Regions from separate parts of the Homo sapiens genome. Here region 2 is linked to region 1. Evidence: read pairs that join two places in POLR2A ChIA-PET (ENCODE). Cell type or tissue: IMR-90. All regions are shown on one strand. Links, peaks and the distances in the headings refer to the core of each region. The heading gives the core; the rest is flanking DNA.

Region 1 (6,553 bases), core at 708-5,707:
GTGACCCAGGGGAACAGAATGGGGGACAGGGAAAAGTGAAACAGGGGAAGAGGGAAGGCCACCCTAAGGGGACTGTAGAGTAATCACCCCTGAGGGCTGAGGCTGGGGCCCAGAGGGGAACTTCTAAGGAGCCAGGTCAATTGAGGAGCCATGTAGATCCACCATCTCAAGGGGGTTGCCCCCTGGGATGGCAACTCCTTTGGATGTCCAGAAGTGCACAAAGGTCAGAATAGCTAAGCAGAACCCAGGTGGCGATGGCAGAGAAGCCTGGGGCAGAAAGTGGACTTGCGAGGTCTACACCTACCGGGGGTTGACACAGCAACAGCCAGGTAGGCACACGTCTTAGACAATACGTCTTATCCAATTTATCTGAAGGGTGAATTTTCACTTATTGAGTCAAATGTTTATTGGTGGGGGGTATAGGACATATAGTCCTTTCCCTTAAGTCTGGCTATCTAGACTAAGAATGCAAGAATGTGGTCAAGGGCTAGTGGAACATATTGCTTATGGTAGGTAATAAGGTTTTTTTGTTTTGTGTTTTTATGTTCACAATTATATTTGACAGTCACTTTTTTTAAAAAAGGTAACTTAAGGAAAGGTGGGGTGGGGACTCCAGAGCACTATGTGGATGACACATAAGTGTTGCCAGCAATTCAAATAAATAAAAATCGCCAAAATTTTGGTGATTCATGGGTGGAGGCTTCATGGAGGGTATGCTTGATCCGTGCCTCTAAGGTGTGCTATGATTAGAAAATGGGAAGCCTGTGTGGTTCAGGTGTGCAAGAGAAGGGGCAATTGCTCAGTTCCCACTGGGGTGGGGTGGAGTGGAGTGGCAGTTCTGGTTTGAGCCCAGTCTTCAGTATAAAGCCATTACTATTTCAGCACCATTTTCCTCAGATAACCAACTTTTATTGAGGATGAATGTTCCAGGCAGCAGTGTAAGCACTGTGTGTGTACTAACTGGCTTAATCTGTAACTCTTTGAGGGAAGTACTGTTAGTGTTTTACAGATGAGGGAAGTAACTTGCCTAAGGACACAAAGCTTGTTAAATGGTAAAACCGATACTCTAGAACCGGAGCAACCTGGCTCCAGAGCCCACATTTTTCACCCAAACGCTATACACTATGGCCTCTCAGTAGAGAGAAAAACAGAGCAAGGGAAAGAAGGGTGCCATCTGATTCATCTGCATTTAGGGACATATGGCTGGGAAAGGTCCAAAGGGCCGAGGTCCCAAGGGAAATCATTCTGTCAAGCAGCTGGAAGTCCTAATGGCCTCAGAACCATTTCCCAGAGAGTACACTTCCACAGCTGAGGTCATCAGAGAGCAGCACAGAAGGCCTTTCAGAAGGTTACCACCCATGACTTACTTGATGGTGATGTCCCTGGAAGCTCATCACCAGTGAGTAGGAGAATTCACTCTGACTTCAATTCATTGTGGCTGCCTAACTCTTATCTCTCTCTGTCTCTGTCTCTGTCTCTCTCTCTCTCACACACACACACACACACACACACACACACATCATTCTACTATGCCCAGCTAGAATCAGAGCAGGCCAAATAGAGGGAGAAAAATCCTTACAGACAGGGATACAATTTTAAAAATAAAGACTTGGCTTCATAGTAGATTCCTTGACTAGGAATCTAGCCAACTGTTATTCAAAATATTCACTGCCCTCCCTAGAGGGGGATTTACTTCCCCAGCCCAAGGGTCTTTCAGAGCCACTCTTTACAGGAGGATTCTCTATCCTCATTCTTTTGAATTTAGGAATGACCATTTACTTTGGCCAATACAATCTGCATGGAAGTGACCCATCTAAGAGCTTGAGAAGCCAGCTCTTGAGAAGCCAGGGTTCAGCATGTCTCTTTGTCCTCTGCCACCAGGCTGGCAATGCCCAGATAGAGGATACTCCCTCAGCCTGGGTCCTGGAGGCAATGCAGTATGCAGCAGACCTCCGAGGGTGGAACAGCTGCATGAGAAATAAACCCTTGCTATGTAAGCCACCAAAACATGGGGCCAATTTGTTACCGCAACATAATTTAGCTTAACTGACTGAATCAGATGGGAGGTCTGTATGCATGTTGGTCTAAAAGCCTTTGGTTCCAAAGCCTAGCTCTCCCACAAATTTGCTGTAGCAGATTAACTGACAACTTCTTCCTGTCTCATTTTCCTTCTCTATATTACTTCTCAGGTATTTTGTGAGTATAAGGTGAGATAATTGTCTTGACAGTAATTTGAATTGAATAAATTTGAAAATCAAGATGCTGAACAAGCTTCCCGTGCACAGAAGTTTTTGGTCAAGCCTTTTGCCCTCCAACAGCAGGTCAGAGTAAGTTTAATGAGTACCTTAATGAGATTCACAAAATTTATACTGGTATGAAGACAGTACTCAAAGAGATGAGATAACTAAAACAGCATGAAGTCTTAAGTAAACCCTGGCTTTTAACAGACTCTTCTCCTGTTTTCATAAAATCCAATGAGTTTTTAATTTCCTTTTTGGAGAACACTGATTGCCACTTGAAGTCCAAGGTGGAAAGAGTCCTACCATCTTCCCCCCCAGCCCCACCACACTCTTCAGGACTCAGTTGCTTAGGTCTAAGAAAATAATAACTTCTAGTTCTGAATCCTGAGGAAAGGCTCAATGCATAAAACTGGGCAGAGGAAGATCTAGCATTGTCGTTGTCATATGTTGTCACTGGACTCTCCTTCTCTGTGTCCTCTGTCAGTCTTCATTTCCTCTATTCTTTAAGGGTTCAATTTGGGCATGAAAGGAATCAACTCCCCTGATCGTTTCTCAACTCTCCTATTGAATCCTGAAGAATTAGTAGTCTGCAGATTTTCTTTGTCTTCCTTCAACCAATTTCAAGGATCTGAGATATCTTAAGTTATGGGCAAAGGGTGGATGGAATATAAAGCATTTAAAGAGCTACACAGTAAATACATGCCTATAAAGAATGCACTGCACAACTGAGTCTCTTCCCACCTCCTCAGCCTCTTGTCTGTCCACTCTCCCTACCCAACCCTAAGGCTGACGTTCCTGCTACATTGGATTTCTTAAGAGTCTCTCCCTCACTTCCAGAGCTTGGCACATGCTGTTTCCTGGGCTTGGAACACTTCCACAACCACCTCCCCATCTCCCTTTCCTTGCTAAATCCTATTGCTTACTCAGCCTATAGAGAGATTTCATGAGAGCAGCAAAGACTGCAGTCAAGTACTCACCAACATAATTTCAGCACCTGCATATAGAAGGTACACAAGAAATGTCTGATAAAACAGGTGGGTTGGAAAGGCAAGAATGAGTACTGATGTGTTAGGGTGTTGAGGATTATTTTGTTTTTCAATCTCTAACCTATCCACATTATTGTGCCTCAACTTCTATAAGAGAAAAAAAATCAATTCTTCCCAAAGGAATGTTATTATCAAAAACAAGTAGGTAAATTTTAATGTTATGCTATATATATTTTCATTTCCTTTTTGTACAATAAAAATGCAAAAAAAAATAAATAAATAAATAAAAAAGAAATCACACACAGACAAGAACAAACAAAGCTCCCACTTGTCAGAAAAATGGTCCTTTTAGAATATGGTCTCTTTCCCACCTCACCACCTCAGCCTACCCCTCTCTCAATGTTTCACACTCCATCCTACCCAGTCACAGTTCAGCAGGTGGGCAGAATGTGTCCACAGAACTGGACTTCCTGTGCCATTTGGCTTGAGCGATGTGCTCACACTCATTGGCGTCGATCCTAAAAAGAGGTGGCTCTGGTGCCTTGGCTTTGTCATATCAGGGAACAGACTCCTGATTTCTATCTCAGGTCAAGCCTGGAACAATGTGAATTTCATTTTAGATCGCCCAGCAAATTCCTTTTAGAAGTCTGTCTCTATTACCTTAGCCCAAGTATTGTTTTTATGTTCAACAGCTGCTGCATTGATGGGCTGCCAGCAGGCATGAGTGGGTCAGGGGAAGTATTGTTATTTGAGAGTTTTCTGTCAATCCAGATTTTTAAAAAGGGGGCGGGGGAGGTTATCAATTATATTGTAAAGTAGATCTCCTTGGAAAAAAGTATAGAAGCTTTAGATGTGTTGGGTTTCATTTAAATAATGGTTCAGCTTTGCTAACCCCATTTGAGACAGGTCTAGCTAAGACTATGAAAGATGGATCCCAATAAAATGATAAAATCCAAGAGCAGCGTCTATCCCCAACCAAATTTAGAGTCCTATAAAGAGAAACACAGGCACAGAAAACTCTGTGGGCTGCGCCACAGTCTAAATCCGATGATCATGATCAGTGTGACATCATCATTGGGTAGAATATAAACACTTGGTCTGCTGGCAATCAATCAAGTAGGCCATCCAAATCAAGGAAACAGCAGAGTCCCACAATCATTTGTTCCTTTTGCAGACATAGGATGGCCCATGCCCAAACACTAAGCATCCACTTCCTTCATTTTAAGAGTATTATTCAAATGGTCACACAGGACTCATTCAGGCACACAGTTTGGTTTCTAGGTGGCAGTTTATACAAGATGGGTTATGTCTGCTCAAAAAAGTGGTGAAATAGACTAAACACCTAAGAACTATTATATCAGGATAGTGGGTTATGGGCAGTTTTGTTCTTTTAATCAATTCCTTGGGTCTCCTTTTCACTGTAATGTAGACACATCATTTTTAAAGATGATAATTTAAAAGATAAATTAATCTATAACTTTCGAAAGATTTTAAAAGGAGAGATTATTGTACCTCAGAAACTTCTTGCATTCCTTAATAACTGCTTATAGAGCCTCAGTATGTATAATTTATATCACTGACTAAAAAGTTCTAATTTTTGAAAACTGACCTGAGATGACAGTCCCTTTATTGTTTAGGTGGCCCTCCCCTGGACCTTTCTTGGCTCCATTCATGTTTCTCCAGGCACACCGACCACAGCCATCCATCTGGGGCCACATTTTCAAGTCACAAAAATGGCAATTTTATAACAAGGGAAAGTAACATTTTATTGGCAGTACTCCTCCACTTCCCACACTCCCTGCCCTCATCTTTAAGAATTGCCTATAATTATCCCCAGACAGATATGATCCTTCACCTGAATCATATTTGCTGAGTCAGCAATAGGCATATAATTCCTTTTCTCCCTAAATGATTTACACATTTACACTGAAGTCTGTCACTTTAATACACCAAATCTCTCAAACAATAAAGCTCCTGGTAAGAAGAAAACTTGTCCACTGCTATATCCCCAACACCTAGAACAAGTTCCTGACACATAGCAGGTGCTTAATAAATGGTGTTAAATGAGCAAATGGAAACTTGGTTTTCCATTTCCTTCAGCTCAACAGATAAAACAGCAATTAAGTGCATTTCTTGAAGGATATCATAGGGAAATCTCCACCACCAGTGAAGTTTAAACACATATTTTTTGTTAGGGATAAAGTAAGAAATATTTCTGCACTGGGGAGCAGGCTAACCCAAATGACCTCTAACGTTCCTTTCAACTCCTAGAGTTTTTAAACTGATGAACACCACAGCTTAGGAGAGGCCATCAGCTACATAAAGCCTGATTCCCAAGTAGAGTAAATTGCCATGTTCTGTTTAAAATAAAGATAATAGCTGCCCCGGGATTTGGACGCAAAAATGCTAATTCATCCAAAATGCAGACACATCCCTTGGGAGTAAAATGTTCTTGCTAATCATCAGTTATACTAGGCAAACAGCAGATGTGCTTCAGGGTCTTCTTAGGGCTAAGCCCAAAAACCATCAGTGGGGAAATGGAGAAGCTAGGGATCAAAATTAAAACTGAAATAAACAGTATCACACTAAATTGAAGCTTTGTTTTGCAGTCAACAACAAATCCACTTAAGAAACTTACCTGAATTTAGCCTTGAGGTTTGAATGGTTTGTAACAGAATATAACCATTTCATAAGATAGAAAATAGTGCATTTGACATGTAAGCATTTTTGCCCACTAAAATGTCATATTTACCTGGGATATCACACTCAGATGTTCCCATTCAAGAATATCAAAAATTTAGGGTAAGTTATTCAGATTGCATTTTTCTTCAGTCTGGCGGGGAGAGGTAGTTATCGCAAAAGGAGATATATGTCCTAAATAACTTTTTAAAAAATCTAATTAAATACCTAGGGAAATTCCATTCACACATAAATCAACTTCGGAGTGGTTCTTTTCCCTCAGCGCACCCTTCCTTTCTTTTGGTGAAATCACAGACTAGATAAGAAATGGGAGGGCCAGAGAACTCTTAACTTTAAAGGTGCAGTGTAGATTCCATGGAGCTGTGTCTCAAGAGTCTTCCCCATTCATTGACTTTGTTTTAAAGCCATAACTGCAGAGACCACACTTAAGACAATAGCCCAATGAACAAAGTGAAAGGATTCAACAATTATCTGTGAAATGTGATCACATATTTTCTGTAGACTTTCTAACTTTATAGTCAATTCCTAATCACTCGTACATTAGGTTTCCAAAAGAAAAGTCTTCTGTCTTTAGATTGTAATTTAATTTTAATTCCAGTGACAACAGAGTGCGCAGAAAGAAGTCAC
Region 2 (6,553 bases), core at 1,001-6,000, 220 kb before region 1:
GAGAGAACTCACTGTTGCCTCTAGCTGCAGCATCTTCAACATATGCCATGTGTTTGAGCTGAGGCCCATCTCTTCCTGGGTAGCCCCCAGCCAATACCGTACAAGCTGGGAGTGCTCGGGTGTGGCCCTGTCTGCCCAGCATGGGACTCTTCTAATGGGGACTCTTTGTTCCAGAACTCCCTATTGCATAGGCAGAGATTTATGCAGATCCACACCATGGTCTGAAGCTCCCCTTGCCCAATTCTGCCTCTCTTTCTTTCCTTTCACAGGTGTCTAATCTGCATGGAGGTGTGAAGACTTTCATTGCCCAGTCCTGTTTCCTCTCCCTTCTGTCATGGCCATTAGCCCCCAATAAATTTATTGTACTCCTAATTCCATCTTAGCATCTGCTTCCTAGAGGAGCTGAACTGACAGCAAAGGGCAACATCAACATGTTAGTTACCTGTAACAAAGAAATCAGACATTACCCGTGCTAGGAGAATATAGGATCAGAAAGTCAGGTGCAGGCCTTCTGACTCTATATAGCATGAGTATTGTTTGATTACAAGCTTATGCTTGTAATCCCAGCGCAAACTGGCATTTAGGAGGCAGAGGTGAGAGGATCACTTGAAGCCAGAGTGTGAGACCATCCTGGGCAAAATAATGAGATCCTATCCCTGCAAAAAATTGCTAAAAAAGAAAAATTAGCCAGTCATAGTGGTGCTCCATGCCTGTAGTCCCAGCACTTGGGAGGCTGAGGCAGGAGGGTCACTTTAGCCCAGGAGGTCAGAGCTGCTGTGAACTGTGATTGTGCCACTGCACTCCAGCCTGGGCAACAGAGCAAGACCCTGTCTCAAAAAATAAAAACAAAACAAAACAGAAATATAGGATCAGAACAAGCTAGGGTACTCTAAGTAGTCCGGTCTCACCATAAGGGTGTTCCTAATTTGGTCTCTCTTCTCTCTTATTTCAGAAAGGACATCCAGGCCCCCAGCCTCACACTTGTGCACACTGGCAAAGTCGGTCTTGGATTCTCTGACTCGTTTTTCTGTTCCTGGTCAAATCATTCTCATTCTGTTGGCCTGCGCTTTCTTAGCCATGTTGATTCCACAGAGTACACTAGAACCAAGCCCTGTTTTTCCCACCTTGGGGCCCAGAAGACATTCTGTTCCCTTTTTTGGTCGGTTGTTTGCTTGTTTTGTTTTGCTTTAAGGAGAATTCTCCAAATATCTGCTTTGTTCCATTGTGTATTGACTTTATAATTCCAATTCTCAGAGTTCTAAAGAAGCATCACTGACACCCCTTTCCATTCTATACTGTCCTTTAAAATAGCATCCATTCTAGAGCATAATTTCCTGCGGGGAACCCTTCAGTAGCTTCATGTGTTTGTTAATTCCACCTTCATTTATTGAGCATCTACTCTGTGATGAGCTCTTTTCTAGGAGCTGGCCATAGCAACAATGAAGAAGAAGCTCACAGCTGGTTTTAAGTTAAGTAAAACTATTATTAAAAGGCAGAAGAGGGCTGGGTGCAGTGGCTCACACCTGTAATCCTAGCACTTTGGGAGGCCGAGGTGGGAGGATCATGAGGTCAGGAGTTCAAGACCAGCCTGGCCAACATGGTGAAACCCAGTCTCTAATAAAAATACAAAAAAAAAAAAATTAGCTGGGCATCATGGAGCATGCCTGTAATCCCAGCTACTCAGGAGGCTGAGGCAGGAGAATTGCTTGAACTGGGACCTGGGAGGCAGAGGTTGCAGTGAGTCAAGATCGTGCTACTGCACTGCAGTCTGAGCTACAGAGCGAGACTCCACCTCAAAAAAAAAAAAAAAAGGCAGAAGACGCCAGGTGTGGTGGCTCACACTTATAATCCCAGCACTTTGGGAGGCCGAGGTGAGGGGATCACCTGAGGTCAGGAGTTCGAGACCAGCCAGACCAACATGGTGAAACCCTATCTCTGCTAAATCCCAGCTACTCTGGAGGCTGAGGCAGGAGAACTGCTTGAACCTGGGAGGCGGAGATTGCAGTGAGCCAAGATCATGCCATTGCACAACAGCCTGGGTAGCAAGAGTGAAACTCAATATAAAAAAAAAAAAAAGAAAAAAAGGCAGAAGAGATAGATTCAAGCCAAAAGAGGAGTTCTTCACTCATCAGACCCTTTCTCTAACCTAAATATTTTAAGCTTTCCATCCTCCAAGAGATGAAACTGCAGAGATTGTCAGAACAGCATAGACTCTCTACAGGCATGCACTGGATATTAAATATGGGTGTGGCTTATTGTCTGCCAATTTATGCTGCTTGTCACTGTCTGGTGCCACCCTCAGATCTCCACTACTGATAGCTGCCTGCCTAAGATGGCCTCTCTCACCAGAGCTTGAAAAATGATGGAGCTGCCCAAATGGTGGTTCTTTCTACACCTGCTATACTTGCAGCACATTCCCAGGTACATTTGCCTTACAGTCTTCATCCTTGTCTTGGTTTCAGAATATATTTGTGCTGAATGTTCTTATTCCCATTAATTAATGCCCATCATTCCATTTTGCCACCGTAATTATTTATATAATCATTATCAGTTCTGTCCTTCTAAAGTAAAAATTAACACAGCTCAAGACAGACTTGACTGGATCACAGTCTGGATTGTAATCTAAAACATTATACCTAGAAATAATGACAGCCCTCTAGTCTGGGAATTCAGTCTAGTCTGGTCTTTCCCAAAAGACAAGAGTCTTGGGTGCTTCGGCAAAGCTATAGTGGACCTCAGAAAGTCACCTAGGTCACCTAGCCCAAACTCCTCATTTCATAAAGAACAGAATGGGGGCCGGGCATAGTGGCTCAGCCTGTAATCCCAGCACTTTGGAAGGCCGAGGCGGGCAAATCACCTGAATTCGAGACCAGCCTGACCAACACGGCGAAACCCCGTCTCTACTAAAAATACAAACATTAGCCAGGCTTGGTGGTGCACACCTGTAATCCCAGCTACTCCGGAGGCTGAGGCATGAGAATCGCTTGAACCTGGTAGGTGGAGGTTGGAATGAGCTGAGATCGGGCCACTGCACTCCAGCCTGGGCAACAGAGCTAGACTCCATAAAAAAAAAGAAAGAAAGAAAGAAAGAAAAAACAACAAAATTAACTCCAGATCAGTTAAGTTACTTGCCTAGGTCAGACAGCTGTGGACAAATCTGGGACTAAAACCCGAAAGCCCTCCTCCTGCCCAGGCTCTTTCCAACAGCTGTCCTACACAGAACTCGCCTGGACTCACTGGCTCCCACAGCTAATCCTCCCTCCATGTTTTAATCCCCACTGTGTTCTCTTTCTTTCATCTCATGTCACCTGCAGCTTCCTTTCTTTCCCTCTTCCTTCTCCTTCCACAGGATTTTTTACATTCCTGTCAGTCCTGTGTTGCTCCCTGTATGCAGAGCCTATGTTTTTTCTCTTTGCTACTAGTTACTAGTAGCAAAACTAAAAGAAGAAAACTAGTATGCATGTCTATCTTTGTATCTTCTACATTCAGTGCTTTTAAAAAATGCTTAATGTTTATGGAAATTCTGAACTATATTTAAAATTATAATTCTACAAATATACTATAAAGTCTACTGGGAAAATAATACTACCCAATTCCCAATACTAAATGCTTAATACTAAAGTACTTCTAGGATAGCAGAGTCGTTTTTGGAATGATTGCATCAGAGCTCTCAGGATCAAGAAAAGATATACAGTTTTTATACAGGAATTCTAGTCTCATGTAATATAATCAAACCAAAATGTAAAGGATGATATTAACTCTCTGTAGAAGCAATGGAAATGAATGACTGAGAGAGTAAAAAACAAGCAACAAAAACAACAACACCTCATGACCTTAACTGGGAAAGCTGTTTGGGGACAAGTAATGCTCAAAATCAAACCTACTGTTCTGTGGCCATGCTGCCCAAGCATGGACCTTCTGATTACCGTTCAATTTCCCATGTATTCTGCCAACAGAAAGAACATGTTTTTGATGGCAGGCATTAATATTCTAGATCCAAGGAAGGAAAATGCTCAGTATAAATTAATTACTTGGTATCCTCATTCTCTTTCAGTAAGAGGCTGTTCCACTCCGTGTGATAGATTCTAGCTCTGGGCTGGCAGAGCTGAGGTTCTCACCTTGAATTCTGGTGACCCCACAAAGGTGTGGTTACCATGAGCTCTGCCTCATGTCCAGCCAGCCTCCCTCTTTAGCATTTTAGGTCCCTCTCTAATTTCTTCAAGTTGATAAAATGATGCATATCTATTGAGCATAATTGCAGGTCTTGAATATAGTAGGTTACTTGCCCTCTAAGAGCAGACAATCTCGTTGGCTTCAACAAACCAGGAGTATGGCTTTTAAAGATTTTAAGAATTGGATAACTAGGTCTGCTTCTCTCTGTGCCATCTTTTTCATGTTTTTCTAACAGCATCAAGAAAGGGAAGAAAAGCAGTGTTGAGAGCCTGCTGGGGCTGGCCCTGGGTGAGCAAATGCAGTTCTCTCTGTGTGCCTCAGACAAAGGAGAAGCGTCTCTTGTAGGCTCATTTCATTCTTGCTTGAGCAGCCCTGTGTGTGTTCTCAGAACTCAGGGTCCTGGAAACTGCATAAAGGAGTCAAATCATTCAACCCCAAACAGGGCTCTTGCCCTAAGTCCAGACAACAGCTGTGAAGCAGCTGCACCATTGTGCTCTAAAGCTGCTTAGTGTAAGATGCAAAGGAAAAAAGGATTAGCCCTTGGAAACTATGTGAAAAACACAACCCCCTGCGACAACAGCTGGCAGGTAACATATATCATGAAGACATTTGCGGTATTAGAATGGATACATAAAAGATGAGAATTCAAACAGTATTTTAAAGTTTTTTTCCCCATGAAAGTTAATGCGCTCCAATCTTTTCAATTTAAGAAAATTAATAAGAAAAAAATGGAAAGAGAAGAACTACGGCAGCTGGTACAACACAGACATGGAGGCGGGTAAAATATGAGTCTGCCACCTTCACCTTTTCCCCCTCTCCAATGCCCCACCCGAAAATAACATGAAATGTTTCCCTGGAGCAACCAAAGATGAATGTCTGCTCCCCAAGCCAGGCCCCAAGTTCAGGCGCAGCACCACTTCTTAGAGTTGGCAGCTTTACTAGACTTTGATCATTCCTTCGTGGGACACATCAACCTTGCTCCTCCTTAATGTGCAAGATGAGGCAAGAGCCGAGGCCAGGCAGGTATAGCTGCAGGCAGAGCTTTCTCCAGTGCTGTACAGAAAGGCTTTTGCCTGCCCAGGCCCAAGGGGAGCCGTTGCAGTTGCTTGCCTCCCACATCCTATGGAAAGGAGTCCCCATGTTCTGGTGGCTTAGGATGTGTGTTTCTCAGTGGTGGGCGAGCTGGAACCTGGGACCAAAAGGTAGTCAGGCACTGCCTACTTTCTGAGCCCAGCTTTTGGGGTCTGTGCTTTTTCCTCCCATCCTTTTTAGTGACACCTTCCTCTGAATTCTTTAGGAATCGAATTGACCCCATTTGCCTTTCTGACCCTCCTCCCCCTTCCCCATCAAAATTACCTGTCAAGGAAGTAAGGAAACTGTCACTGAAAGGCATTACTGATGGGAATATAAATCTATATCCCCTTTCAGGGATGCAGGTCAACACAGTATACATTTTAAATGTACATTCTCTTGGACCCAAGATTTTCACTTCTAGAAATGCATCCTAAAGAAATTATTACCCAGGTAGGCAGAAATGTATGTGCAAGAATGTTTACTGCTGCTTTGATTTAAAATACTGAACAATTGTCAATAATACAGCCATCCATCAGAAAGAGATCAGTTAAATAAATTATCACGTAAGCATCCAACAAAACCCTCTTCAATCTTTAAAAATAAGGAAGTAGGTTTATATCTACTGACACTGATGTATGCCCCTGATATATTGTTAAATGAGGAAAGTGGGTTATAGAAGCATACATAGAGTAGGATCGTGCTTATACATTTTTTTAAAGTTTACATGTTTATACTTGCATAAAAAGAATGAAATGATAAATGTCATTCTGTTGACAGTAGCATCTCTGAGGAACAGTATTAGAGGCATTATCCACTTTCTCTATATTGCTTACATTTTTACAAAGGAGATATAGTAACAGAAAAATACTTTGATGTAGTTTTTTAAAACCTTCTCTAAGAACAATATATGCAAAGCCTTCACACTGACAACAACTTATATTTGCAAAGAGCTTCACAACTTTATTTTCCCCATTAACTTATTCCGTCTTCACAGCCCTGTGAGGTTGGGAAGATAGATCTTAGTATTTATTGTCAAAGATAAACAACCGTCCGTTAACGTGGTGAAAACAGATTTTATTCAGTAACTACTGAGAGTAAGAGAAGGAGCAGAGCTCAATTCTGATTTGTGCTGAGGTGACTGGGCGTTTTAAAGGGGAAGATGCGGGAGGAGGGAGGAGGAGCCTGTGGGACTCTGGTGAAGCCTTACAAACGGTTGGTGGGCATCACCATAATTAGGCCAGCTGCACGTGCTAGCTGGCAATTAACACCAGTTAGGAGCCAGGGCCCTATCCTTCCTGATAATTAC

Evidence for each region. ChIA-PET counts read pairs that join two places held together with the same protein. Peaks named below come from ENCODE experiments on the same cell type or tissue, not always from the same donor. Only the 100,000 strongest peaks of a DNase experiment are listed, where the experiment ranks them.
Region 2: POLR2A ChIA-PET joins it to region 1 with 5 read pairs; 3 of 35 experiments call an interaction of 5 or more read pairs at or near these places.

The regions. Positions count from the first base shown.
Region 1 is chr4:76,951,929-76,958,481 of GRCh38, reverse strand. All of the region lies in intron 1 of SEPTIN11 (septin 11), which reads right to left. Among named protein-coding and RNA genes, the nearest start is that of SEPTIN11, 5.5 kb to the right of the region's middle. In IMR-90, for the core only: no CTCF peak of the experiment used is centred there; a DNase peak (open chromatin) is centred at 3,111; H3K4me3 peaks cover 320 bases; H3K27ac peaks cover 217 bases.
Region 2 is chr4:77,175,456-77,182,008 of GRCh38, reverse strand. LOC107986292 (a long non-coding RNA gene) reads right to left here and starts at 2,976. Exons shown (of 4, transcript XR_001741742.1): 1 at 2,943-2,976. RefSeq lists an enhancer at 6,255-6,553. In IMR-90, for the core only: no CTCF peak of the experiment used is centred there; no DNase peak of the experiment used is centred there; H3K27me3 peaks cover 3,272 bases.